2 separate regions of the Homo sapiens genome follow, and region 1 is linked to region 2. Evidence: read pairs that join two places in POLR2A ChIA-PET (ENCODE). Cell type or tissue: OCI-LY7. All regions are shown on one strand. Links, peaks and the distances in the headings refer to the core of each region. The heading gives the core; the rest is flanking DNA. Region 1 overlaps PRR7 (proline rich 7, synaptic). Region 2 overlaps LMAN2 (lectin, mannose binding 2).

Region 1 (14,700 bases), core at 6,701-14,700, 120 kb before region 2:
CCTGGGCCTTGTGGGGAGATCAGTGGCTCAGGGACAGTGGTGGCTGTTCTGGGGAGCTGCATGGGCACAGGGTGCCATGGAGCATGAGGCCTGGCACCTCATCACGTGGGGCTCTGGCCTCTGGCCGTGGAAAAAGACTACTTTGGAGAAGCTTGTGCTCTAGATTGGAAGAGAAACTCCATCTAGACCCAGACCCTCACTGACCAGGCTCCCCCTCCCCTGCCCTGGGGTTTCTCGGCGATTAGACACTGTTCTGCACTCTGAGGGGCCACAGGAGTGAGGCAGGCGGCATGGGTGAGCCTGGGCCAGTGCTGAGCATCTGCAGGCAGTGTGTACCATCTCCTTGGGAGCAGCATCTCCCTGGGAGCAGCCCCTTTGTTCCAGGGGTACTGTCTGAATCTCCACACATTGGGAATGGCCCGTAGGTCCTGTGGATTGGTCCCTGAGAATCACAGCAGAGTCACATCTCCATGCTTTGAATTTAGTATTTTGGAAATAGCTAATGTCATTCAGGACTGAGCATGGCTCAGTTCAGGAAGGGAGGTGGGTTGATACTCATCTGGATTGGGACTGTAATGGGCAGATGCATGGCTGTGGGGACTCAAACGGGCTCCGGAGTCACCCACAGGAGGCTGAGAGAGAGGAGGCAAGACAGTCCTGCAGGCAGCAGCATTAAGTCACTCCAGTCACATCTGCCCTTGGATGGGGTGGGGATGATGTGTGGCTGGTAAGCTCCATCCTCAGTCATTCATTCAACACACACCTGCCACCTGCCACATAAAGAACATGGTGGAGAACGAGCTGGGTAAGATCTTTTTTTCATAAGTTGATTCATGTATTTTTTTTTTTTTTTTTTGAGATGGAGTCTCACTCTGTCGCCCAGGGTAGAATGCAATGGCGTGATCTTGGCTCACTGCAACCTCCATCTCCCAGGTTCAAGCGATTCTCCCGCCTCAGCCTCCTGAGTAGCTGGGATTACAGGCGCACACCATCATGCCTAGCTAATTTTTGTGTTTTTGTAGAGACTGGGTTTCACCATGTTGGCCAGGATGGTCTTGAACTCCTGACCTCGGTTGATCTGCCCGCCTCGGCCTCCCAAAGTGCTGGGATTATAGACGTGAGCCACCGCGCCTGGCCACATGTATGTAACTGTGGCAAAATACATAAAATGTACCATTTCAGTCATTTTAAAATCTGCATTTCATTAAGCGGCATTAAATTCATTCACATTGTAGGATAACCACCACCACCATCCATTAAACACAAATTCTGCCCTTCCCCACTCGCCAGCTCCTGGCAACGACCATTCCACTTTCTGTCTCTATGAAGTTGACTACTCTGGAGACTGCCTATCAGTGGAATCGCACGGTGTTTGTCCTTTTGCGTGTGGCTTATTTCACTTAGCATGATGTCCTTAAGATTCATCCATGTTGTAGCATGCATCAGAATTTCCTTCTTTTTGAAGGCTGAATCATATTCCATTGTATGGATATACCACATTTTATTTATCCTTTCAGAGTGAGGTTTTTTAAAATTTTTTTATTTTTTAAATTTTTTTGAGACGGAATCTCGCTCTGTCGCCCAGGCCGGAGTGCAGTGGCGCCATCTCAGCTCACTGCCAGCTCCGCCTCCCAGGTTCACACCATTCTCCTGCCTCAGCCTCCAAGTAGCTGGGACTACAGGTGCCCGCCACCACGTCCGGCTAATTTTTTGTATTTTTAGTAGAGACGGGGTTTCACCATGTTAGCCAGGGTGGTCTCGATCTCCTGACCTCATGATCTGCCCACCTCAGCCACCCAAAGTGCTGGGATTACAGGCGTGAGCCACTGCACCCGGCCTGCCTCCCAGGTTTAAGTGATTTTCCTGCCTCAGCCTCCCAAGTAGCTGGGATTACAGGCGCCCACCACCACGCCTGGCTAATTTTTGTATTTTTAGTAGAGATGGGGTTTCACCATGTTGGCCAAGCTGATCTTGAACTCCTGACCTCAGGTGATCCACCCGCCGGCCTCACAAAGTGCCGGGATTACAGGCATGAGCCACCGCACCCAGCAGATAAAGTTTATTATTTATTTATTTATTTATTTATTTATTTATTTATTTATTTATTGTCTTTTTAGTAGAGATGGGGTTTCACCATGTTGGCCAGGATGGTCTCGATCTCTTAACCTCATGATCTGCCCTCCTCGGCCTCCCAAAGTGCTGGAATTACAGGTGTGAGCCACCTCACCCAGCCAAGTTTATTTATTTATTTATTTTTATTTTTTTGAGACAGAGTCTTGCTCTGTCGCCCAGGCTGGAGTGCAATGGCACAATCTCAGCTCACTGCAACCTCTGCCTCCTGGGTTCAAGCGATTCTCTTGCCTCAGCCTCCTGAGTAGCTGGGATTACAGGCGTGCACCACCATGCCCAGCTAATTTTTGTATTTTTAGTAGAGACAGGGTTTCACCGTGTTGGTCAGGCTGGTCTCGAACTCCTGACCTCGTGATCCACCTGTCTCGGCCTCCCAAAGTCCTGGAATTACAGGCGTGAGCCACCGCACCCTGCCTGATAAAGTTTATTTATTTATTTATTTATTTTTATTTATTTATCTTTTTTAAGATGAAGTCTCACTCTTGTCCCCCAGGCTAGAGTGCAATGGCGCCATCTCAGCTCACTGCAACCTCTGCCTCCTGGGTTCAAGCGATTCTCCTGCCTCAGCCTCCCAAGTAGCTGGGATTACAGGTGCACGGCTCCATGCCCGGCTAATGTTTGTATTTTTAGTAGAGACAGGGTTTCACCATGTTGGCCAGGCTGGTCTCAAACTCCTGACCTCAGGTGATCCTCCCACCTCGGCCTCCCAAAGTGCACTGCACCCAGCCCTGATAAAGTTTATTTTTTTGCTAACATTTCAAACATACACACATGCAGGTAGACAGAATAGTGTTGTGAACCCCCTGAGCTGATTTATTTTCACCAGTTATCAACATTTCAGGTAAAGTCTGAAGGAGCTTACCATTATTTTATAGTCCCATCTGGCCCTTCAAGTATAGTTCACGTGAGAGTGACAGTGGACATTCTAGCAGGTCAGTGTGGTACCCTTTCAATTTCAGGTCCTCTAAGGAAGGGAATATGCGAGAGACTTTGGGATTTAGCACTGTGAAATGCTTTCTCTTGGCTTAAGGAGCTGTTGCTTTCTCTCCCCTGTTACGAATTGTGTTCCATATCTGAGTTCCCTTTTTGCCTGGCCTGCAGGGGAGCTCCCGTGTATCTGAAAATGCTTTAGGCACAGCAGTGGCTTTGACCCATGTGGTTAGTGCGTTGATCTCTCTCCTCCCTCTGGGCCTTACTTGTTTCAGTGTTCACATGGTTGGTAGTTTATTAAAGCCTTTGTGGAGGGCTGGGCTCAGTGGCTCATGCCTGTAATCCCAGCACTTTGGGAGGCCAAGGCAGGCGGATCATGAGGTCAGGAGATCGAGACCATCCTGGCTAACATGGTGAAACCCCGTCTCTACTAAAAAATACAAGAAATTAGCCGAGCGTGGTGGCGGGCGCCTGTAGTCCCAGCTACTCGGGAGGCTGAGGCAGGAGAATGGCGTGAACCCGGGAGGCGGAGCTTGCAGTGAGCCGAGATCTCGCCACTGCACTCCAGCCTGAGTGAAAGACTCTGTCTCAGATTAAAAAAAAAAAAGCCTTTGTGGTAGTTGCCTCTGGTCCTTTCTTTGAACAAGGCAGAGGAACCAACTGAGATTACAGCAGGCAGTGGGCAGAGCAGCAAAGGCTGGTGGGACACAGGCTCATGGGAAGGTGAAGAGCCTAGGCTGACTGGAACCCCGTGGGCTGAGGAGTGGGGGAGATTTGATTGGGAAAGGAGAGCAAGGGCAGAGGAGGAGTTTAGACTTCATTCTGGGGGTCACAAAGTTATCACTGAGGTGATAGCCCTCCTGAGGTGGGATACTACGAAGGGCCCTTCTCCCAGTGCTCCTGACATAAGCTAAAATTTTAGATTATAGGCTCAAAAACAGAGCAGCCCTGGGACTTCACCACCTTAGCAGCCCCTCCTGCCCAAGCTGCCACCTGAGCAGCAGGGGACACCGACTAAGAAGCCTTTGGTGTGTGAGTGCAGTTGAGCAAACATGCGCCCGCCTTGTGCTGGCCACCCACCCGGAGACCCCGGTCCTCATCCTGCGTTGCTCACAGCGGAGGGGGGAGGTGCCTCCGGAAACAGGAACTTAGGATGTGGTGTCATCGTGGTGGAAGCCAGGAGCACCCTGTGGGGACCCAGAGGAGGAAATGACCTGAACAAGCCTCTTGTTCAGAGGTCCTTCCCCAGGAAGCAGTGGCCACGCTGCAGCTGGAAACCAGAGGGCCTGGCCCCCGGGTGGGGAGCAGGCATTTGGGAGGGAGGCCAGTCTCCCATGCTGAGGCTTGGAGGTGGGAACGGGTGTGCCTGTTCTGGGAACTGACTGCGTCGTGCTGAGGACTTGATGTCTACATCTCACAGTATGTGGGAGCCTTGGGGTGGGGGCCGGCAGGGGGTGGTGTTGGAGAGGTGACGGCTAGGTCAGGCAGGGGTGGGGGACGTAGGCCAAGTGCGGGCGCTGCCCACCCAAAACAACGTGTGCAGTGGGCAGGTGAAGCCAGTAGGCGATGGTGGGGCCGGGGGTGAGCGGGTGGCACACGCCTGTCTTAAGGGGGCTGCGGCGAGGCCCCGGTGATGGCTGCTCCGGGCTTGCAGGTGATGTCGCCAGGGCTCTGTCACCTCAAGAGAAACTGGGACCCTCATCTCAGTATGAAAGTTCCTGGTTTTTAAGTGGTGGTAACTAATGAACATGGTTTAAAAATATCATACCAGCAAAACAAAAGCCATCTGTGGGTCATATTTAGCCAGTGCTTGCTGTGGCTCATGGGAACCCCTGAGGGATTTTAAGCTCAGGAAAATCATGGTCTGATCCGCATTTTGGAAAGGTCCTTTCAGGGCCTATGGAGAGCAAATAAGGCAGGTAGCAGTGAGGAAGGCTGGACCATGATGCCACGGTCCAGGCAGCAACATTGGGAGCATGGTGGCCCCGGCACTAGGGTAGGAGGTCCAAGAAGTTATCTGCAAAACAAGGAGCACTTCTGGAGGGCCCTAGGCACCTGCTTAGATATGGGGATGAGCAAGTGAGTGAGTGAGCCTGGTGCCCAGAGGCCTGGCAGGTCAGAGATGAGGTGGCTGAGGGCCCTGAGGGAAGAGAGGGGCTGTGTGACAGGGTTTGACGGGGCAGAGGTACCACCTCTGAAACCCTTCCTGCCAGATTGCGAAAGAAGCATGGGGGCTGTAAGAAGGCCAGAAGGGGCCGGGCGCGGTGGCTCACGCCTGTAATCCCAGCACTTTGGGAGGCCGAGGCGGGCGGATCACGAGGTCAGGAGATCGAGACCATCCCGGCTAAAACGGTGAAACCCTGTCTCTACTAAAAATACAAAAAATTAGCCGGGCGTAGTGGCGGGCGCCTGTAGTCCCAGCTACTTGGGAGGCTGAGGCAGGAGAATGGCGTGAACCCGGGAGGCGGAGCTTGCAGTGAGCCGAGATCCCGCCACTGCACTCCAGCCTGGGCGACAGAGCGAGACTCCGTCTCAAAAAAAAAAAAAAAAAAAAAAGAAGGCCAGAAGGCCGGGCACTGGTGGCTCATGACTGTAATCCATCCCAACACTTTGGGAGGCCAAGGCAGGAGGATCCCTTCAGCCCAGAAGTTTGAGACCAGCCTGGGCAACATAGGGAGACCCCATCTCTACCAAAAAATTAAAATTAGCCGGGCATGGTGGTGCACACCTGTAGTCCCAGCTACTCGGGAGGCTGAGGTGGGAGGATTGCTTGAGCCCAGGAGGCAGAGGCTGCAGTGAGCCGTGATTGTACCACTGCTCCCCAGCCTGGGTGGTAGGGCGAGAACCTGTCTTAAAAACAAAATCAATAAATAAAATACAGTAAAAAAGAAGGCCAAAAGCCCCTGTGGGGGGTAGGTGCACCAGACACTGTCCCTTTGGTTTCTAGGGTGACCATCGGGATGAGGAGGAAGAGACCCACATGAAGAAGTCAGAGTCGGAGGTGGAGGTGAGAGCTGGGGGCACCAGCCAGGTGAGGCAGACAGGGCTATCTCAGCTTGCCTGGCCCAGCCCCAACCTTTTCCTCGTGCCCTCAGGAGGCAGCAGCTATTATTGCCCAGCGGCCTGACAACCCAAGGGAGTTCTTCAAGCAGCAGGAAAGAGTCGCATCGGCCTCTGCGGGCAGCTGTGATGTACCCTCGCCCTTCAACCATCGACCAGGTAGTCCTAGGCCCCACCCCCCGTCCGGCCCCACTCCTCAGGTTGCGGCCCTGAGCCTCTCTGGGACTCTCTCAGAAGGGAGGCCTTGCCCAAGCAACCCTTGGAGAAGGCGAGACCCTTCATCCAGCGTGCATCCGCCCACCACTTCCCAGGTGGCAGGACCCCAAGAAGGGCCAGGGATGGTGGTGAAGTCGCTTGTGGCTGAACAGTGGGGAGTGCTAGGGCCTGTGGGGCAGCTCTGGCATGGGCTGAGGCACAGCGCTGGCCACGGGGAGCAGCTCGGCTGGGGTGAATTAGGTCTGGCCTGGAAGGCCGGAATGCATGCGTGCTGGGCTCTTGCCCCGGGCCTGAGGGAGCCTCCCGGAGCTTGCACCCAGGTGTCCCCGTTCCGCTTCTCAGTGTGCTGCTTCCGCCTCTCCTGAAGCTCTTCCCTGCCCTGTCTGCTGGTCTGAGTGTGCTTGCCCCATGCTGGGGTCCCGCCACAGGCCGTCCCTGCTGTACTGCTCCCAGGCTGGCTGTGTGTCTGGGGCTGGTGTGAGGCTGCGGCTGGCTTGGCTGATTGTGCCCCTGGCTGAAGGCAGCTTGGACATCCAGGGCCAGGCCCTGGGGGCGGGAGAGGCCTCGGGCAGGGGTGGGGGAGACTGACCCTCTCTTGTCCTCTGTCTCTTTCTCTGTCTGTCTCTCTCGGCAGGTCGTCCGTACTGCCCTTTCATAAAGGCATCGGACAGTGGGCCTTCCTCCTCCTCCTCTTCCTCCTCCTCCCCTCCACGGACTCCCTTTCCCTATATCACCTGCCACCGCACCCCAAACCTCTCTTCCTCCCTCCCATGTAGGTAGCAGCCCCAGGCCTCGGCGGGGGTGGTAAGGAGGGCCCCGCTTCCCAGCAGCCCCCCGCCCTCACTCCCCCAGTCTGACCGCTGATCTCTGGTGTTTGCCCCCAGGGCAGGCACTGCCTGCCTCTTGCCCCTGGCCTTATGGGGCACTGGCCTCCAGGGGCCTAGCTTACAGGGTCTGGAGCTGTAGTCTGGCCCCTGGTGGGGCTGGAGAGCTCCCAGCCCCCACCCAGATTCCAGAGAGGAGGTGCTGGCCAGGCCCCAAGGTGGACAATCCTGTCTCACCCGGCTCCCCCGCCCTCACTGACCCACCTGGGGTTTGTTCCACAGGCAGCCACCTGGACAGCCACCGGAGGATGGCGCCCACTCCCATCCCCACGCGGAGCCCGTCTGACTCCAGCACCGCCTCCACCCCTGTCGCTGAGCAGATAGAGCGGGCCCTGGATGAGGTCACCTCCTCGCAGCCTCCACCACTGCCACCGCCACCCCCACCAGCCCAAGGTGAGAGAGGGATGCTACCTGCACCAGGCCTCCCATCATCAGTCCCTGGCTGGGAGCCCCAGGTTGCCATGGTAACCGTTCTCCAGGGATCTGGGCCACCCATCACCAAGACTGCACTGCCCTGGAGGCGGCTGTGTGGGGAGGAGCCCTGGTGTACAGTCAGACCTGCCCTCTCTAAAGCTTAGCACCCGCCCTCTCAAGTGGGAATCGGGCCTTGGCCTTCCTCCCGGAGCTGCCAAGGGGCTTAAAGTCACTGGGGTCACTGGGTAAGGGGGCAGTGGGACACCTGCATGGAAGTCCCTGGCTCCCTCACTCCTTAGTGGGTGGGCAGGGTCTCCATCCTCCCCGAGGGGAGCCGGTTACATATCTCCTCTGCCTGTGCTGTGACAGAGACCCAGGAGCCCAGCCCCATCCTAGACAGTGAGGAGACCAGAGCAGCAGCCCCTCAGGCCTGGGCCGGCCCCATGGAGGAGCCCCCTCAGGCACAGGCGCCTCCCCGGGGGCCAGGCAGCCCTGCAGAGGACTTGATGTTCATGGAGTCTGCAGAGCAGGCTGTCCTGGCTGCTCCCGTGGAGCCTGCCACAGCTGACGCCACGGAGATCCACGATGCAGCTGACACCATTGAAACTGACACTGCCACTGCTGACACCACTGTTGCCAACAACGTACCCCCCGCCGCCACCAGCCTCATTGACCTATGGCCTGGCAACGGGGAAGGGGCCTCCACACTCCAGGGTGAGCCCAGGGCCCCCACGCCACCCTCGGGTACTGAGGTCACCCTGGCAGAGGTGCCCCTGCTGGATGAGGTGGCTCCGGAGCCACTGCTGCCAGCAGGCGAAGGCTGTGCCACCCTTCTCAACTTTGATGAGCTGCCTGAGCCGCCAGCCACCTTCTGTGACCCAGAGGAAGTGGAAGGGGAGTCCCTGGCTGCCCCCCAGACCCCAACTCTGCCCTCAGCCCTTGAGGAGCTGGAGCAAGAGCAGGAGCCGGAGCCCCACCTGCTAACCAATGGCGAGACCACCCAGAAGGAGGGGACCCAGGTGCGGCAGGGACTGCCTGGTGGGAGGGATGGGAGGGAGTGGGGGCTGAGCAGGGTGCTGGCCCTGCATTCCTCATGCTTGCACCAGTACCCCCTTCTCTGTGACCCACATTATTTGAGGGGAAGTCCATCCCACCCTCCCTCCCTGGGCCGGCTCTGCTTTTGTTCCCAAGGCAGGCATCCTTGTTTCCCTGGCAACCACTGATGGAATCATTGGTTGCTGGGGAAACGGGCTCAGGCCTGATAGGTCAGCCCCAGTCCTGCTGGGTGGGGCCAAGTGACCTGATGCTTTCCCCTGCAGGCCAGTGAGGGGTACTTCAGTCAATCACAGGAGGAGGAGTTTGCCCAATCGGAAGAGCTCTGTGCCAAGGCTCCGCCTCCTGTGTTCTACAACAAGCCTCCAGGTAGTACTGGGCTGGATGATGGGGAGGAATTTGGGTGCGGGGGCTGGATTTGAGTGTGGGTAGCCACCCCACCACTACCCACCGCTCACAGAGGCTGGGGACACAAGCGGTCTGCTAGGTCCCTAACTCCTCTCCCTTTCTAACGCCACAGAGATCGACATCACATGCTGGGATGCAGACCCAGTTCCAGAAGAGGAGGAGGGCTTCGAGGGTGGTGATTAGCGGTGGCGCCAGCCCTAGGCTACCCTTGCCAAGGCCGCCCACCTGCATCAGCCTCTGGCCAGACGGCCCGCCGTGCCTGCATTCGCAGCAGCTCCGCCTGGCACCCACTCCGGATTCCGGCCCTGGCTGGGGACTTGGCCGCTTCCCTACCCACAGGGCCTGACTTTTACAGCTTTTCTCTTTTTTTAAAAAGTTGATAGGAGACTTGTACAGTTGACTGGCTTTCCTCTCGTTGGTAGTTGAGACGCTGTTGCAAATTCCACCCCTCCTTCCCTGGTCCAGATTGTAGCTCTTAGTCCTCCCTGCTCAGCTGGCCGGGTTGGAGGCCTCACCCTGCTTGGGGCCTGGCGTGGGGGGAGCTCTGGTGGGAAAATGTCCCCCACCTCTTTTCCTAGTTTTATGTTTCTTGGGAAAATATCACTTTGTATTCTCTGTCCAGGGCTTCAGATATTTTGCACGAATTTTAAAACATGGCAATAAATGGCTCGTGGGCTCTGGCTCCCTGGGACCCCCTCCCCGCCCTTCTTTTGACCCCTTCCTGTCTGGCCCAAAGGAAGTAGCAGGCCCAGCTGGGGCCCCTCGGCTACCCCCCGTCTCCTGCCGGGCAGGTCCCAGGTTGGAGGCCCTAGGCGCGGTTCAGGTCAGGGCTATGGATGGGGCCCAGGGGCTTTGGTGGCCCCTCCCCAACTCCTTCCTCTTTGCTTGGGTTCCTTTTTCACGTTTAGTAACTGTTTTTTTTTTTTTTTTTTTTTTTTTTTTGGAAAGCACAAACTTCTGTAACGGGTCGTGCTCATGTCTGTTAATAAAGAAATCCAGATCCCTTCGGGCTGCCGCCTGCCCTGACCCAGGTTCCCAACTCCTCCCACCTCCGAGGCCGCAGCACCTCCTTGCCACCAGGGGGCGTCCTCACCCTAATTCCAAGGCCCGCCAGGCGGGGGCGGGGTGGGGGGGCGGTGCTAGGGGCTAAGGCTCCCAGGGGAAGCCGCTTGGCACCTACAACCACCGGAGAAGGGTTGGTCTTAGACTTAGTGCTGTACCCTTAGGTTCTGTTGTGGCGGAAACGCACGTTGAGGGTCCTTCCCGCCAAGGCCCCGGCTTGTCTGGTCACACAGAACCCTGGGCGAAAGCAGCCGGTGCACCCTCCGCTTGTACCAAACCAGATCACACACCTTTATTATCCTCAAAATGTAACAAACGGGATAAGAAATCCCTCCCTCCCCCCGCCCCTCCCCGCAGTCCAGGGAAGCATTTAAAAAGCCCCGCAGTCAGGCCAGGAGTCCGCCGGTGGGGCCCGGGGCGCCGGGCGCCCCTCTATACGGCTGTAGTCCTCCCGAACAAGGGGATGGAGACCGGCAGACGCCAAGCTCCGTGCTCCAGGGGCTCGCGGCTGCTGAGCTCTGAGTCGGTCCAGCTGGGGAAGACCCGGCGGCCACGGTCGGCCTGCAGGCAGAGGGCTGGGCAGGGCGGCGCGGGCCGAGGGGCGCTGGGCAGGTGCAGCGCCGAGGTGTAGCCCCGGTCCAGGAAGAGCGGCTTGTAGCTGGGAGGCGGCTGCTCCTGCTTCTCCGCGCTGTCGCGGCGACTCAGGAAGGGCGTGACGATCTTGCGGTAGAGGCCGCGCGTGTCCGTGAGCACCTCGCTATAGGGCGGCGGCGGCTCTGCCATCAGCACCGCCTCTTCGTAACACGGTGGTTTGGACATGTCCGATTCCGCTGCGGAGTGGGAGGCGGTCGGAGGAGGTGAGGCCGCCGGTTCCCAGCCTCTCGCAGAGGCCCCGGCCAGGGGCCGCCCGCGCCCCAGCCCTAGCCCGAACCCGAGCCCGCCGCCGCCCGTGTTCTCCCGGAGGCTGCGGATGGAAGCCCTGAGGGTAAGCAGCGAGCCCTCCAACGCCCGCCCACTTCCGGCGGCCCGGATCGCCCCCTGGCGGAGGTCGGTACTCACCTTGGCGCGGGTAGCTCCAGGGCCGTGGCGGCACCGACAGGTGCGTAGGCGGCGGGTGCGGGAGCGCGTGGTGGTGCGGGTGTGGGTGCGCGTGCGCGTGCGGCTGCGCGGGCCCGTGGTGCAGCAGCGGGTGCACGTGCACGTGCGGATGCGAGTGCGCGTGAGCCGGCGCCTCCAGGCGGCTACGGTGTGGTGGTGGCTGCGGCGGCGCCAGGCCCGGGGGGCTCCCGGCCAGACTGCCCTCGAGTTCGAGGGGCTCCAGCTCTAGGGCGCGCAGGTTCTGCTCGCGCAGTCGCTCCTCCTGGCGCCGTTTGAGGCGGCGGCGCAGGAAGCTGCAGAAGCAGCAGAGCAGGACGATGAGACCCCAGATGAGCCAGAAGCCGGCGAAGCACGTGAGGAACGTGTAGGTGCCCTGGGACATCACCATGGCGGCGGCACGGGCGGCGGGTCCTCAGACGCTTCACTGGACACTGGGCTCCGCTGCGTGGCCCCGGGCCCGCGCCACACTCTCAGGTGCCGCCAGCGTCACTCGGGGACCCGCGGCCGGGGGCTGCCCGTGGCAGGTCTCAAGTCGTGCGCGCGCCGGCGGGGGACAGCAGCGGCGCCCGCTCCTTCCCATGGCGCCGGCGGGCGCGCGGGCGTGCCTCACCCGGGGCCGCGCGGGACCTGTAGGGCAGACACGGGGCGCAGTGAAGGCGCGCCGCGGCCCCCAACGACTTCCCGGCCCCCGCCCGCGCCCTGCGCAGTCCGGGGAAAGCCTCCTCCGTGGGAACCTCGCGCTCCCCGGGGGCCCGGTGACGTCACCGAGGAGGGTGACGTCACGCCTCGAGGTTTCCCCGGTAGGGTTTCCCCGATCTGAGCCCCGGCCGCCGCCGCGGAGCCCGGGCGCCGAGGGGAGCCGAGGCGGGCCAGCAGGGGGCGCGCGAAGGACGGACTCCAGCTCTGAGTCCGAACGAGAGATTCGCCATCCGCAGTCCCGGGGCCAAAGGGTTTCAGGAGCCTGTGCGCACCAGGTCCCTGAAGAGGCGTCTCGGCGCCGTTGCTGTGCGGCGGGGAAAGGGTGGTACATCTCCTAGAGCCCCACAGACAGCCACCCGACGCCCTGTACAGACGCCTGGCAGCCCCTGGCTGCCCAAAGCCCGGAACAACTGGCTCCGCACCGCGCCCTCCGGGTCTCCCGCCGCTCCCGTAGGGGGGCTCAGGCGGGTGGCTCCGACTGGTAATGCGTGCCACCGGCCCTGCCTTTGTCTGAGCCTAGCGCGCCGCGCCGGGCGTGGGCCACACTCTCTTCCTTTCCTCCAGGCGCCCTGCCTGCTCCAACTCCGCTTCCCCGCCTCCTGCCCTTGCACAGCCCCACTTGGCTCTGCCTCTGTCTTCAGGCCGCCGTCTCCCTTTCCCTCTCGCGGAGGGGAGGAAAACTAGATGAGGGTTGGAAGCTAGTCTTTCGTACCCACCTGGTCCTGCACTCACTCCAGATGGGCATCTCTAGTTCCGCTTCCTCCTCTCCACAGCTGCGGGTGAGAGGGGGAACCTTGCACCCTAAGAGGGAGGTAGGAGGGAGCCCTGACTCTGAGAGTGAAGGGTGGCAGGTGACTGCTCACCGCCCCCACAGAACAGAACTGAGCCTTTCCTGAATGCCTTATACACACAGGTTTGAACGAAAGCCTTTGGGGTAACTGGAATGATTCCTATTTTACAGACGAGGAGTTGGGGGAACAACTGGCTGTGTAGATGGCAGGTGGTAGCACCATAATTTGAACCCAGGCCTGGCCACAAAACTCTAGCCTGAGTGGGGTGGGGGGTAGCGCTGCCTGGGCTACTTTGTGGGCCTCTTCCAGGAGCCCCACGGACCCTACCCTCCGCGTGCCCGAGGCACACACACACTGCTTCGAGAGCCACAGGGAGCCTGAGCCCCAGGCTGGGGGGAAGCCAGGCCATGGCCACCCCACACTTCTCCCCAGATGGCTCCTGTCTGACTCCATGGCTGCCTTCAGCCACGTGCCACTTGGTGCCCTTGCCAGTCCCCTTCTCCTGGGCCTGCGTTCCAGAACAGACAATGGCAGGAACCATAGCTCTGCCCGCCCCCTCGACAACCCTGCCATGAGGCTGCCATGGTGACGCAGCCCAGATAAAAACACGATGCTGCCAGTCACTGGGAGTTAATTACATCTGTTATTCTTTTCCTGAGCCATCAGGAATGCTCTGAGGAAACTGGCACTAACTAGAGGTCCCCCGGTCTGCCAGGCAGGAACAGCTCTGGGTCAGAAAAGGTAACTCTGGGGCTGGAGGTGATGGGGTTTAGCTGAATTAGAAATATCTTTCAAGGACCACGCAGAATCCTCTCTTCAACACCACCTTGTCTGTGGTGGTTGTGCCCATTTGATAGACAGGGAGATAGGCTCAGAGAGGGGAATGACTTGCCCCAGGTCACACAGCTCAGAAGGGGAGGAGCTAGGATTTAGCCTGAGTCTGAATCCAAACTCTGTGCCAGATGTAAGTGGCAGCCATGGGGGCACTGGGCAGACAAGCCAGCTAGCAGCCAAAATGCATTCCCATCCCTTCCCACCAGGGCCCTGGCATGCCTGATCACCAGCCCGACTCTGCTGTGGAATAGCAGTGTGAGAAAGAGCTACAGGATGAAGGGGAGATGTAATGGCAGCGCCAGGTTAGCAAGAGACAAAAGAGAGGGCCCTCTGTGCCCTGAGGGCGCCCAGCTCAGCAGGTGGGGCATTAGGCCATACAGGGCAGGCCACGCCCAGGACCTGCTGGGTGCCGTCATAGCTGCATTTTATAAACTAGGCAACTTTGGGCCAAAGAGAGGAAGGCTCTTGCTTAAGGTCACATAACTAGCCCCCTGGCCCCAACCTGGCTCCACCCCCAGGTGGAGTGGGTAGGGATTTGACACTGAACGCTGTCTTCTCGGCAGTGCCACAGCAGGCCCACGGGACTGGAATCCTGTCTGAAGCCTCCCTCCCAGGTGCTCAGTAGACTCTCATCTAACCGACCATAGGTGCTCAATACATAAACATCAGAGGTTCATTCAGACCTTTCAAAATGCTCTACCTGACCAGGCCAGACTTGGCAAAGCCTCCCGAAAAAACCATGCCCCCTTACTGCTCCTTTACTATGTGAGCTCTTGCCCTTGTCTGGGAGCCTTTCAGACTCAGAGCCTGCCTGCAGCCTGCTGCTCCCAGCCACTCCCTCCACTGCCCACACTGCTCCAGACTGGTAGTAGCCAATACGTGCCTCCTCCTACCTACCCAACACATTCAGGTGCTCGGAGCGATGCCCTGCAGATGGACCGAAGTCTGCCATTTGATTACTCACGTTCTGTTTCCTGTTTCTCTTTTCTTACTTTCTTGAAGGTTATTTGAACATGTTTTAGGGTTGCATCTTGATTTATCTGTAGTGCTTTTGAACCATATCGCTCTGCATGTTTTCTCGGGCCACACACTCACTGGGAGCACGGCAGGGGGATGAAAGC
Region 2 (11,371 bases), core at 3,372-11,371:
ACAAAAATTAGCTGGGTGTGGTGGCGGGCGCTTGTAGTCCCAGTTACTCTGGAGGCTGAGGCAGGAGAATTGCTTGAACCTGGGAGGCAGAAGTAGCAGAGAGCTGAGATTATGCCACTGCACTCCAGCCTGGGCGACAGAGCGAGACTGTCTCAAAAAATAAATAAATAAATAAATAAATAAATAAATAAATAAATAAATAAATGCATGCCATGGCTGCTGCGAGCCTTCCTGACCAACTTGTTCCTCAGCCAGAGCAAACAGTGGTGAGGCAGGAGCAGGAGCGGGCAGACCACAGCTCTGCAGCGCCTGTGGCCCTGTCTTCCTGAAGGAGCAGAAGCTTGCTTTTGGTTAGTGTTTGCATGATACATTTTTCCTGTCCTTTTACTTTTTCCCATTTCTTTATGTTTTAGCGTTTTCTCTTATAAATGGTATATTACTAGGCTTCAGGGGTGTTGTTTTTATGTTGTAAATGCATATAACATAAAATTTACCACTTTAACCCTTTTTACCTTTAAATCCATTAATTTATGAAACTATTTTCTTCAGTAGGCTACACATTGACATTGAAAGAGTGGCTTTTTTTTTTTTTTTTTTTTTTTAGACAGGGTCTTAATCTGTCACCTAGGCTGGAATGCAATGGTGTAATCACGGCTCACTGCAGCCTCGGTCTCCTGGGTGTGATCCTCCCACCTCAGCCTCCTGAGTAGCTGGGACTACAGGCGCACACCACCATGCCTGGCTAATTTTTTTTTTTTTTTTTTGGTAGAAGTAGGGTTTCACCATGTTGACTAGGCTGGTCGTGAACTCTGGGCTCAAGCAGTCCACCCACCTTGCCCTCCCAGAGTGCTGGGATTACAGGCATGAGCCACTGCGCCCAGCCTGACAATGGCATTTAAAAGATGTCATGGCTATGTAAAAAAATGTTTCCACTGTTGTACGTACACATCTGCACATGCAAGAAAATTTCTCAAATCTTTCTTCCTTTTCTTTTCTCTTCTCTTCTTTCTCTTCTTTTCTTTTCTTTTCTTTTTTTGAGACAGGGTCTCACTCTGTTGCCCAGGCTGGAGTGCAGTGGCGCGATCTCGGCTCACCACAACCTCTGCCTCCCGGGTTCAAGTGATTTTCCTGCCTCAGCCTCCCTAGTAGCTGGGACTACAGGCGCCCGCCACCGCACCCGGCTAATTTTTGTATTTTTAGTAGGACGAGGTTTCACCATGTTGGCCAGGCTTGGTCTTGAGCTCCTGACCTCAGGTGATCTGCCTGCCTCGGCCTCCCAAAGTGCTGGGATTACAGGTGTGAGCCACTGCATCTGGTCAAATTTCTCAAATATTTCTATTGTGATAAAATGTATGTAACACAGGCTGGGCGCGGTGGCTCACGCCTATAATCCCAGCACTTTGGGAGACCGAGGTAGGTGGATCACGAGGTCAGGAGATCAAGACCATCCTGGCCAACATGGTGAAACCCCGTCTCTACTAAAAATACAACTAATTAGCTGGTCATGGTGGCGTGTTCCTGTAATCCCAGCTACTCAGGAGGCTGAGGCAGGAGAATTGAACCAGGGAGGCAGAGGTTGCAGTGAGCTGAGATCACGCCACTGCACTCCACCCTGGCGACAGAGCAAGACTCTGTCTCAAAAAAAAAAAAAAAAAAAAAAGTAACAAAGCGTACCATTTTAACCAGTTTTTAAAATTAAAAAAAAATTTTTTTTTTTTTAGAGATGGGGGGGGTCTCACTTTGTCACGGAGGCTGGAGTGCAGTGGTGCAATCCTAGCTCATTGCAGCCTCGAACTCCTGGAGTCCAGTGATCCTCCTGCTTAGTGTCCTGAGTAGCTGGGATTACAAGGCATGTGCTATTGTGCCTGGCTAATTTTTTTTTTTTTAATTTTTTGTAGAGCTGGGGTCTCACTATGCTGCCCCGGGCTGGTCTCGAACTCCTGGCCTCAAGCAATCCTCCTGCCTTGGCCTCCCAAAGTGCTGGGATTACAGGCGTGAGCTACTGCGCCTGGCCCATTTTAACCATTTTTAAGTGTACAGGTCAGTGGCATTAAGTGCATTCACATTGCTGTGTAGCCATCACCACCGTCTGTCTCCAGAACTCTTTGCTCATCCCAACTGAAACTCTCTACCCATTTAACAATCACTCCCATCCCCACAGTCCCTGGTAACCACCATTCTACCTCATCTCTGTAAATTTGACTATTCTAGGCATCTCACATAAATGATAAATGGAGGCATACAATATTTGTCTTCTTTGACTTATTTTACTGAGCATATGTTGAACGTTCCTCCATACTGTAGTATATGTCAGTACTGCATTCCTTTTTGTTGCTGAGTAATATTCGTGTGTGTGTGTGTGTGTGTGTGTGTGTGTCTAGACCACATTCCGTGTATTCATCTATTCGTAATGGACACTTGGGTTGTTTCCATCTGTTGCCATTGTGAATAGTGCTGCAGTGAACATTGGTATACAAGTATCTGTTTGAATCCTACTTTCAGTTCTTTTGGGTATATACCCAGGAAGTAGAATCTCTGGATCATACGGTCATTCTATTTTTACTTTTTTGAGGACTACCAAACGGTTTTCTGTAGCAACTGCACCATTTTATATTCCCACCAGCAATGCACAAGGATTCCAATTTCTCCACATCCTTGCCAACATTTGTTATTATTTATTTATTTATTGAGATGAAGTCTCGCCCTGTCGCCAGGCTGGAGTGCAGTGGCGCGATCTCGGCTCGCTGGAACCTCTGCCTCCCGGGTTCAAGTGATTTTCCTGCCTCAGCCTCCCGAATAGCTGGGACTACAGGTGCCTGCCACCATGCCCAGTTAATTTTTTTAATATTTTTAGTAGAGACAGGGTTTCACCGTGTTAGCCAGGACGGTCTCCATCTCTTGACCTCGTGATCTGCCCGCCTTGGCCTCCCAAAGTGCTGGGACTACAGGCATGAGCCACCGCGCCCGGCCTAGGGTTTTTTAATATATTCTAGATATTAATCCCTTATCAGATATGTGATTTGCAAATATTTTCTCCTATTCTGTGGGTTGTCTTTTCACCCTCTTGATCATGCTCTTTGATGTACAAAAATTTTAGTTTTAGTGAAGTACAATTTATCTTTTTTTTTTTTTTGTCTGTGCTTTTGGTGCTATATCCAAGAAATCTTTACTAAATCCAGTGTCATGAACATTTTTTCCCTAGATTTTCTTCTAAGAGTTTTAAAGGGTTTTTTTGTTGGTTTGTTTATTGTTTTTTGAGGCAGGGTCTCATTTTATTGCCTAGGCCGGAGTGCAGTGGCGTGAACACGGCTCACTGCAGCCTTGACCTCTCCAGCTCAAGTGATCCTCCTGCCTCAGCCCCACAAGTAGCTGGGACTACAGGCATGCGCAGTCAGGCCCAGCTAATTTTTGTATTTTTTTGTAGAGACAGGTTTTCACCGTGTTGCCTGGGCTAGTCTTGAACTTCTGCGCTCTGGTGATCCACCTGCCTCAGCCTCCCAAAGTGTTTCAGATTACAGGTGTGAGCCACTGCAACCGGCCAGGTTTGAGCTCTTAAGTTTAGATCTCTGATCTTTATATACTTATTATTATTTTTTTTTATAGAGATGGAGTCTTGCTGTGTTGCCCAGGCTGGTCTTGAACTCCTTGGCTCAAGCAAACCTCCCATGATGGCCTCCCAAGGTGCTGGGACTACAGGTATGAGCTACTGCACCTGGCCTCTTTACTTTTCAAATTAAACTTTTTATTTTGACATAATTATAAATTCACATGCCGTTGCAGGAAATAATACAGAGATCCTAGGTGCCCTTGGGTTTTGTTTTTTTATTTAGCATTTAGTCCATTTACATTTAATGAAATATGATACATTTGGGTTTAATCTGCTATCTTACTCTATATATTCAAATTGCCTATTCTCTGTTCATTTTTCTCTCTAGTCTTCTTTTAGGTTAATTTTTATTATCCTATTTTTCCTCTTCTATTAGCTTGAAAGTTATATGCTCTTTTCTCAGTTTTAAGTGGTCACCCTAGAATTTAAAGCAGGCATTCATGTTGTACCAAAGACTAATGATAATGTGTACTTTACCTTCTTCCTGGACAGTGCAAGGATCCTAACACACTTTAACTCCATTTATTGTTGTCATTTGTTTTAATTATTTCTGTTTTAAATCACACAACCCATTGTTTTGTGCAGTCAGATATTTAGATTTTCACCCTTATAGTCACTGTATTTGTTGTTCTTCGTTCCTTCTGGAATCTGACTTTACATCTGGATGGGGATCATTTTCTTTCTCCCTGAAGAATGAAAGTGTGAGTCTGCTAATGAATTCTTTTGGTTTTTGTTTGTTTGTCTCAAAATATCTTTATTTTACCTTCATTCTTGAAGGATACATTTGCTGAGTATAGAATCCCATGCTGGCTGTTACCTTCCTGTATCTCCAAACATATCAGTCATCTGCCTTCTTGCTCCCGCTGTTCCCGCCGTGAAGCCGGGTGTCAGGCTGATTATTGCTCCTGTGAGAGTCATTGCCTTTTTTCCCTCTGGTTCCTTTTTCTTTAAGATTATTATTTTTTTTATGGCCGGGCGCGGTGGCTCACGCCTGTAATCCCAGCACTTTGGGAGGCCGAGACGGGCGGATCACCTTAGGTCGGGAGTTCAAGACCAGCCTGACCAACATGGAGAAACCCCGTCTCTACTAAAAATACAAAATTAGCCAGGCGTAGTGGCGCATGCCTGTAATCCCAGCTCCTCAGGAGGCTGAGGCAGGAGAATCGCTTGAACCCAGGAGGCAGAGGTTGCAGTGAGCCAAGATCACGCCATTGCACTCCAGCCTGGGCAACAAGAGCGAAACTCTGTCTCACAAAAAAAAAAAAAAAAAGAAAAAAAAAGGCTGGGCGTGGTGGCTCACATCTGTAATCTCAGCACTTTGGGAGGCTGAGGTGGGCGGATCACAAGGTCAGGAGATCGTGACCATCCTGGCTAACACGGTGAAACCCTGTCTCTACTAAAAATACAAAAAAATTAGCCGGGTGTGGTGGCGGGCGCCTGTAGTCCCAACTACTGGGGAGGCTGAGGCAGGAGAATGGCGTGAACCCGGGAGGCAGAGCTCGCAGTGAGCAGAGATTGTGCCACTGCACTCCAGCCTGGGCGACAGAGTGAGTCTGATTTTTTTTGAGAAAGAGTCTCACTCTGTTGCCCAGGCTGGAATGCAGTGGCACAATCTCGGCTCACTGCAACCTCCACCTCCCAGATTCAAGCAGTTCTCCCGCCTCAGCCTCCCAAGTAGCTGGAATTACAGGCATGTACCACCACGCCTGGCTAATTTTTGTATTTTTAGTAGAGACGGGGTTTCACCATGTTGGCCAGGCTGGCCTCAACCTCAAGTGATCCACCTGCCTCAGCCTCCCAAAGTGCTGAGATTACAGGCGTGAGCCACTGCACCCGGCCAAGATTCTCTGTTTTTAAGGAGAACAATAGACACTCCAGACTAGATGGGGGAGGACGTGGGTTGAAAAACTACCTATTGGGTACTGTTCTCCCTGCCTGGGTGCAGTATACCCATGTAACCTGCACATGTAGCCCCTGTATCTAAAATAAAAGTTGAAATTGAAAAGAAAGAAAAAATGCTTTTGTGGCACACGTTCTCAGGATTGCCTGGGGCTGTACCACGGGGAAAAAAATTAGAAAAAAATAGTTTCATGTTAAAAAAAACTTTTTTGTTGTTGTTGCTGTTTCCTCTATCCCTCCCTTCTTTTTTTGTGCCTAAATATGGTTTTCTTTTTAGTCATCTCCTTTGGTTTGTAGGACTTTTCAAGTTTGTGGCGTGTCTTTGAATCAGTTTTAGTAAGTGCTTAGACGTCTTTAAATATTCCTTTGCCTTCATTTCTCACATCTTACTCGGGAATCCCAATTATATGAGTCTTAGCCTCTCTCACTGTTTCCTCTGTCTCTTACCCACAATTCTATATCTTCCATTCTTTTGTGCTCTCGGGGACTCGGCCTAGGTTTTGTTATCTGGGTTCCTGGTGCCCAGAGTGGGAGCAGTGAGTCTGTGGCATCAATGAATGCATGAAGCATATTGCTCAAATTGGGGTACAGTGTTTTTTATTTTTCTGTGATCACAGAAGTAATATGTTTATTATACATTATTCAAACATGGTAAACAGTCGCCATAATCCCCCTCCCAGAATTACCCATCATTAATACTGGTTCATGTTCCTTTACTCCTGTATTCATTTCTCTTCATGCTCATCTGCATTGGACGTTAATGGTCTTTTTCACAGTTGCCAGTCTGACAGGTCAACATCCTGTTTGGGTTTGCCTTTGTGATGGGTCTTTGTTTAATCACTTGCTTACATACCCATCTGCAGACTTCCTGAAAGTGGATTCTTGTCACCGTGTGTGTTGACACCTTAGTTTTCACAAGCGACTTCCTGATGCCTAAGGCAAGGCTTTCTCCCTTGGCGTAGGCGGTGCCCATCCCTGCCCCAGCTCACATGGTGGTGCCCTTGAGTCCCAGAGCACGACCCTGACCAGCTCTCATCCCCAGCGCTGGTACCACACTTAGGCTGGGCTGGGGAGGTGAACTGGTGAAGGGCTGGGTTTTGGAGTCAGCCAGACCTGGGCTTGAGGCCAGCAGCACTGACCCGGCCTGATTTTCCTCACTTGGGAAGGTTGGTTAGCAGGGTGGATGTGGCAGTGGATGTGGGTGACCAGAAAGGGGCTGGTGCAATTTATGTGAAAGGCCTGCAGGCCGCGGGAAGTACTGAAGGCAGAGCAGAGCTCTCGGAGTCAGAAAACCCTGCATGTGAATCCAGACAGTCCGCTGAGCAGAGCTCTCGGAGTCAGAAAGCCCTGCGCGTGAGTCCAGACAGTCCACTGAGCTGCTCTGGACAAGTTGTTACACCTCTGAATTTGTTTTCCTGTAAAATACTTTGCTCAAATAGGAGTTGTAACGTCTGCAGAAGGTTCCAGGGCAAGAGCAGTGGATGGAGAGGAAATGGCTGGTGGGTTTGGCTGGTAATGAGGGTGAACAGTGTGGCAGCCACCTAAACCTACTCAGGAGCAGCCTGAGGTCTGCTGGCGGGGTCTGGGCCTCAGGCAGCCTTGGAACACTGGCCTCCCCCACCTCACCTGGTGCCCAACAGTCTCTTCCCTTCACGGCCAGAACATTTAGGGGTCTGTGGTCAGTGGCACTTGTGGCCCTGTGCCAAGGAGTGCCCAGTCTTAGCTGGGGAGAGAAGAGAGGTCTGTGGGGCAGGGGCCGTGCTGGGGTTGCCTCCAGCTTGCTGGAAGGCCCTGGGGAGCTCTGAGCAGCCCATTCTGCTCTCCCTCCAGCCGTGCTTCCTCAAAGACTGGGAAATGCACGTCCACTTCAAAGTCCACGGCACAGGGAAGAAGAACCTCCATGGAGACGGCATCGCCTTGTGGTACACCCGGGACCGCCTCGTGCCAGGTGGGCTGGTGTTCGCTCAGCTGGGCCCTGTGGGGGTGGGCACGGGCATGGCTGCTGGCCCCCTAGGGAGGTGGGGTGGGGCTGCCTGTGGCTCGTGGGGACCAGCGTCTCCTCTCCTGTTAGGAAAGTGCTGCCTCCCGTGGATAAAGTCCTGCGCCTCCGGAAGGAGCCTGGCTCTGGAAGGAAGGTCACTGAGGGGAGAGGAGCAGCTGGGTCCTGCAGCTCAACCCTACACCCTCATTGGCCTGGTTTTACCATTTTAAACAGTTATTGTTGTAAAAAAGCCAAAACATGAAGACTGTGTGGCTGTGACTGCATGTGGCCCACAGACCCTGAGGTGTTTCCTTGGTGGCTCTTCACAGAATGTTTGCTGCCCCTAGTATAGAGGGTAGAGCCTCCTGGGTAGGGCTGTCCTGTGGCTCACTGTTTTTTGTAGGCCAGGTACCCCCTTGACACCTGACATCTGCCTCAGTCCCCTCACAGTTCAGCCTTCAAACTTGAGTCCTCTGTGTCATATGCCTAGACCCCCCACTTCTGAGGAGAAAGCCTCAGCTTTCTCCTTTCACGATCCCTTCTCTCTCGGTGAATGGCCAGTGGGTTGGGCTCTCTTGCCCCCACCCATGTTGGCATTGCTTGCCTTTTAGGTACCCATGGGACGGCTCCTGTTTCTCCCATTCTGAGAGCATCTGCTTATAATTCTAGGGCCTGTGTTTGGAAGCAAAGATAACTTCCACGGCTTAGCCATCTTCCTGGACACCTACCCCAATGATGAGACCACTGAGGTAGGCCCCTGCTCTATCCTGCTGAGCAGGAAAGGAAGGACTGGGCAGTCGGCTAGAGGAGGGGGCCCTGGGACTTCCATGGTCCCAGCACAAGAGGAGCCTCCAGGGATTGGGGTGGTGGGTGCCCCTGCTCGCCCCACAGGCTGGGCTGCTTGTGGAGTAACCGATGTCTTGGTCCCAGCGCGTGTTCCCGTACATCTCGGTGATGGTGAACAATGGCTCCCTGTCCTACGACCACAGCAAGGATGGGCGCTGGACCGAGCTGGCGGGCTGCACGGCTGACTTCCGCAACCGCGATCACGACACCTTCCTGGCTGTGCGCTACTCCCGGGGCCGTCTGACGGTGAGCAGGCTAGGCGGTGGGGGTGGCAGCTGGTGGCCCTGTGCTGGTCCCACAGAGGCTCAGGAGGGCAGGCTGCTGTCCTGCGAGGTGCTTAGCGTGCTGGGCCCTGCAGGTGATGACCGACCTGGAGGACAAGAACGAGTGGAAGAACTGCATTGACATCACGGGAGTGCGCCTGCCCACCGGCTACTACTTCGGGGCCTCCGCCGGCACCGGCGACCTGTCTGGTGAGTGGGCCGGGCCAGGCGTTGGTTCCCAGCCCAGCTCACCCTGAGGGACTGGGAGCTTTCCATGCAGTTGATTGCCTGCCTTCATGTGGTTTCTGAGCTCACCTGGCTGTGTTCCTCCTCCTCCTTTCTTCTGTAAATGGCCTGTCCGGGCCTCAGTTCCTGTGGTTTCTGGGCTCACCTGGCTGTGTTCCTCCTCCTCCTTTCTTCTGTAAATGGCCTGTCCGGGCCTCAGTTCCTGTGGTTTCTGAGCTCACCTGGCTGTGTTCCTCCTCCTCCTTTCTTCTGTAAATGGCCTGTCCGGGCCTCAGGCCTTGAACGGTCCCTTGGCAACCTTCCCCATCAACAGGAGGCAGCGGGTCAGTTAGATTTGGGCAATGTAGATTCCCAGATTTATCTCCAGCCCAGACCGCTCTGGACCTGCTCAGCCCTTGTGCCCACAGCTGAGGCCACATCTTGCCCATCGGGATGTCAGTGGCACCTGTGCCCCTCTATTTGCTTGCTGTCTTTCCGGACCCTTCTTTCTCTCACATGGCACCTCTGGTCCATCAACAGTCCCTGTGGCTTTATTTTCACAGCACGTCTCACCACTTCCCTCCCCTCCCTGACTACCTGGCGGCTTCAGGCCACCAGTGTCTCTCACAGGAGTCTCCCAAGTGGTCCCCTCCTTCACCAGCCCCCAACAGTCTCTCGTGAGCACAGCAGCCGTGTAATCGCCTTCAGTAATCGCCTTCAGCCCGTGTGAGGCCTCCTGCTGCTCTGCGCAGAGCTCTGCAGGGGGCGCCAGGGCCTCTGTGCCAGCCCTGCCACCTCTGGCTCCCTGCTCACTGCTCCCCCTGCCTACTGTGGCTTCCAGCTGCTGCCTGGATGCGCCTGTGCCCTCCTGCCCCGGCTGTTTCACCCTTGTCTCCTAGGGCCTTGCTCAGATGTTACCTCCTCAGTGCGGCCTTCCCTGATGCCCTCGTGGAATGTCGTGCCCCCTCCTGTGTCCCCAGCCCACTCCCCAGCATCTTTGCTGGCTTTATTTTTCTTCATAATATTTACCATCTTTGAGTCTACCGAGTAATTAATTTTATTGTCTCTGGCCCTCCTGCTCAATTGTAAGCTCTATAAATGGCTGTTTGGCCCAGGGCAGGTGCTCAGCGAGCACTGGGGTGCCTCTAACCTGCTCAGGCCTCACTGGTCACCAGGCCGTGGTGGCCCTTGGCTGTGGTTCTCGGTTTCTCTTTGGGGCCCTGAGCAGGTGCCAGGCCCAGGGCCAGCTCCTGACCAGAACTGGCACGTGACACGGGGGACCTGACATGGGCGGTTTATCCTCAGGATGACCCATTCCAGGGCCTGTAGTCTGCCCACTGCCCAGGAGCCTCCTCTCTCAGCATGGAAGTGCTTGGGTCCGCTCAGACCCCAGAACATCCATTGTTTGGGGGTTTTTCAGTCACATACCCAGCAGAGGAGAGAGGTCTGGTAAGCACCCTTCCTGCCAACCAGCTTTCATCATTTCCAGCTCGCGCCTGGCTGGTTTCCCTCCTGCCCCGGGTTGCCTGGAACTTCATCACACTGTTTCAGCCCTTGTCTTTGGAGGGTTCTTGATAGGAGCAGAGCAGCACCAGTGCTGTGGCCGGTGGCAGCTCTCACAGCTGTTGGGAGAGCCCAGCACAGAGTGGAGGAGGCACCATGAGGGGAGCCGTGTCTGACCACTGGTCAGGGGTCATCAGTGCCAGGCACCTTACGGGTGATGTCACCTGATGTATTTTTAGGCAGATGGCCATCTCGTTCCCTTTTTACTCAACCATTGGGAGTTTGAAAACTGAAAGGATTTTTCCTAAGATACGAGCAGGAAGCAGCAGAGCCCAGATGGGAACTGGGGCCTGACTCCAGGGCCGGTCCTTGTCCTGCAGGGCCGCTCGCCGTCTCCAAGGGCTGTGCATGCTCGGCTCTCACACTGTGTGCCTGGCCGAGCTCTTGCTCATTAGGTCCCCCCTTGGCTCCAGAGATTCCTGCTCCCTTCAACAAGGCCTTTCCTCAGATTCCAGTCCCAGGCTGACCAGGACCCACGTGTCGGCTTTGAGCCTCAGCCTCCTCATCTCTACAATTGGGTGATCCATCAGCGTCAAGCCAGGGCTCTTCCCTGTGCATGCCATTGGACAGAGCCTTTCCCCAGTCTCCTCAGGCACAGCTGCTGACCTGCGTTAGGCTCAGGCCCTTAGCTGGTTGCCGAGTTGTTCCCCTGCAGCCTGTATGTGGGTCTCTGTGGCAAGAATGTCTGGTGGCTCCTGCCCTTGGGACCTCAGCCTTCTCAGCCAGTCACACAGCGACTGTTGGTCTTTCCCGGGTCTGTTTTTGAGCACTTATTCTGCAGGCAGGCCATCTTCTGTGTGGTGTAGACCCTTCTCATGTACTTGCCATGGCAACCACACAGATGGAGATCATCACTCCTCTACATGTGCGGAACATGAGCCTCAAAGAGGGCGGCAGACCCCAGGATTTAGACCCAGATGATTCTGCTTGTAAAGCCCTTACTGTTTTCTCTCCACTCTGCCTCCTCTCTTTTTTATTGCTGGTGAC

What was found. Peaks named below come from ENCODE experiments on the same cell type or tissue, not always from the same donor. Only the 100,000 strongest peaks of a DNase experiment are listed, where the experiment ranks them.
Region 1: POLR2A ChIA-PET joins it to region 2 with 29 read pairs; 10 of 35 experiments call an interaction of 5 or more read pairs at or near these places.

The regions. Positions count from the first base shown.
Region 1 is chr5:177,452,011-177,466,710 of GRCh38, reverse strand. PRR7 (proline rich 7, synaptic) reads right to left here. Exons shown (of 4, transcript NM_030567.5): 2 at 12,671-12,755; 3 at 11,217-11,882; 4 at 10,425-10,987. The coding sequence starts at 11,643. The coding sequence ends at 10,590. It overlaps DBN1 (drebrin 1), which reads left to right. Exons shown (of 15, transcript NM_001363541.2): 9 at 6,008-6,067; 10 at 6,156-6,279; 11 at 6,971-7,108; 12 at 7,443-7,613; 13 at 8,004-8,653; 14 at 8,954-9,056; 15 at 9,208-10,101. The coding sequence ends at 9,278. Among named protein-coding and RNA genes, the nearest start is that of PRR7-AS1, 11 kb to the right of the region's middle. RefSeq lists enhancers at 8,844-9,544, 11,109-11,403, 11,651-12,351 and silencers at 10,097-10,296, 10,667-10,806, 10,897-11,446, 11,956-12,187, 11,637-12,246 and 1 more. In OCI-LY7, for the core only: CTCF peaks have their summits at 9,955, 10,162 (motif pointing right), 11,221 (motif pointing left), 12,126 (motif pointing right) and 1 weaker place; DNase peaks (open chromatin) are centred at 8,940, 10,250, 11,200, 12,120 and 2 weaker places; H3K4me3 peaks cover 3,694 bases; H3K27ac peaks cover 3,483 bases.
Region 2 is chr5:177,334,571-177,345,941 of GRCh38, reverse strand. It overlaps LMAN2 (lectin, mannose binding 2), which reads left to right. Exons shown (of 8, transcript NM_006816.3): 3 at 7,337-7,454; 4 at 8,157-8,236; 5 at 8,418-8,579; 6 at 8,692-8,806. Among named protein-coding and RNA genes, the nearest start is that of LMAN2, 11 kb to the left of the region's middle. RefSeq lists enhancers at 6,107-7,060, 9,294-9,919. In OCI-LY7, for the core only: CTCF peaks have their summits at 9,392 and 9,599 (motif pointing right); a DNase peak (open chromatin) is centred at 9,591.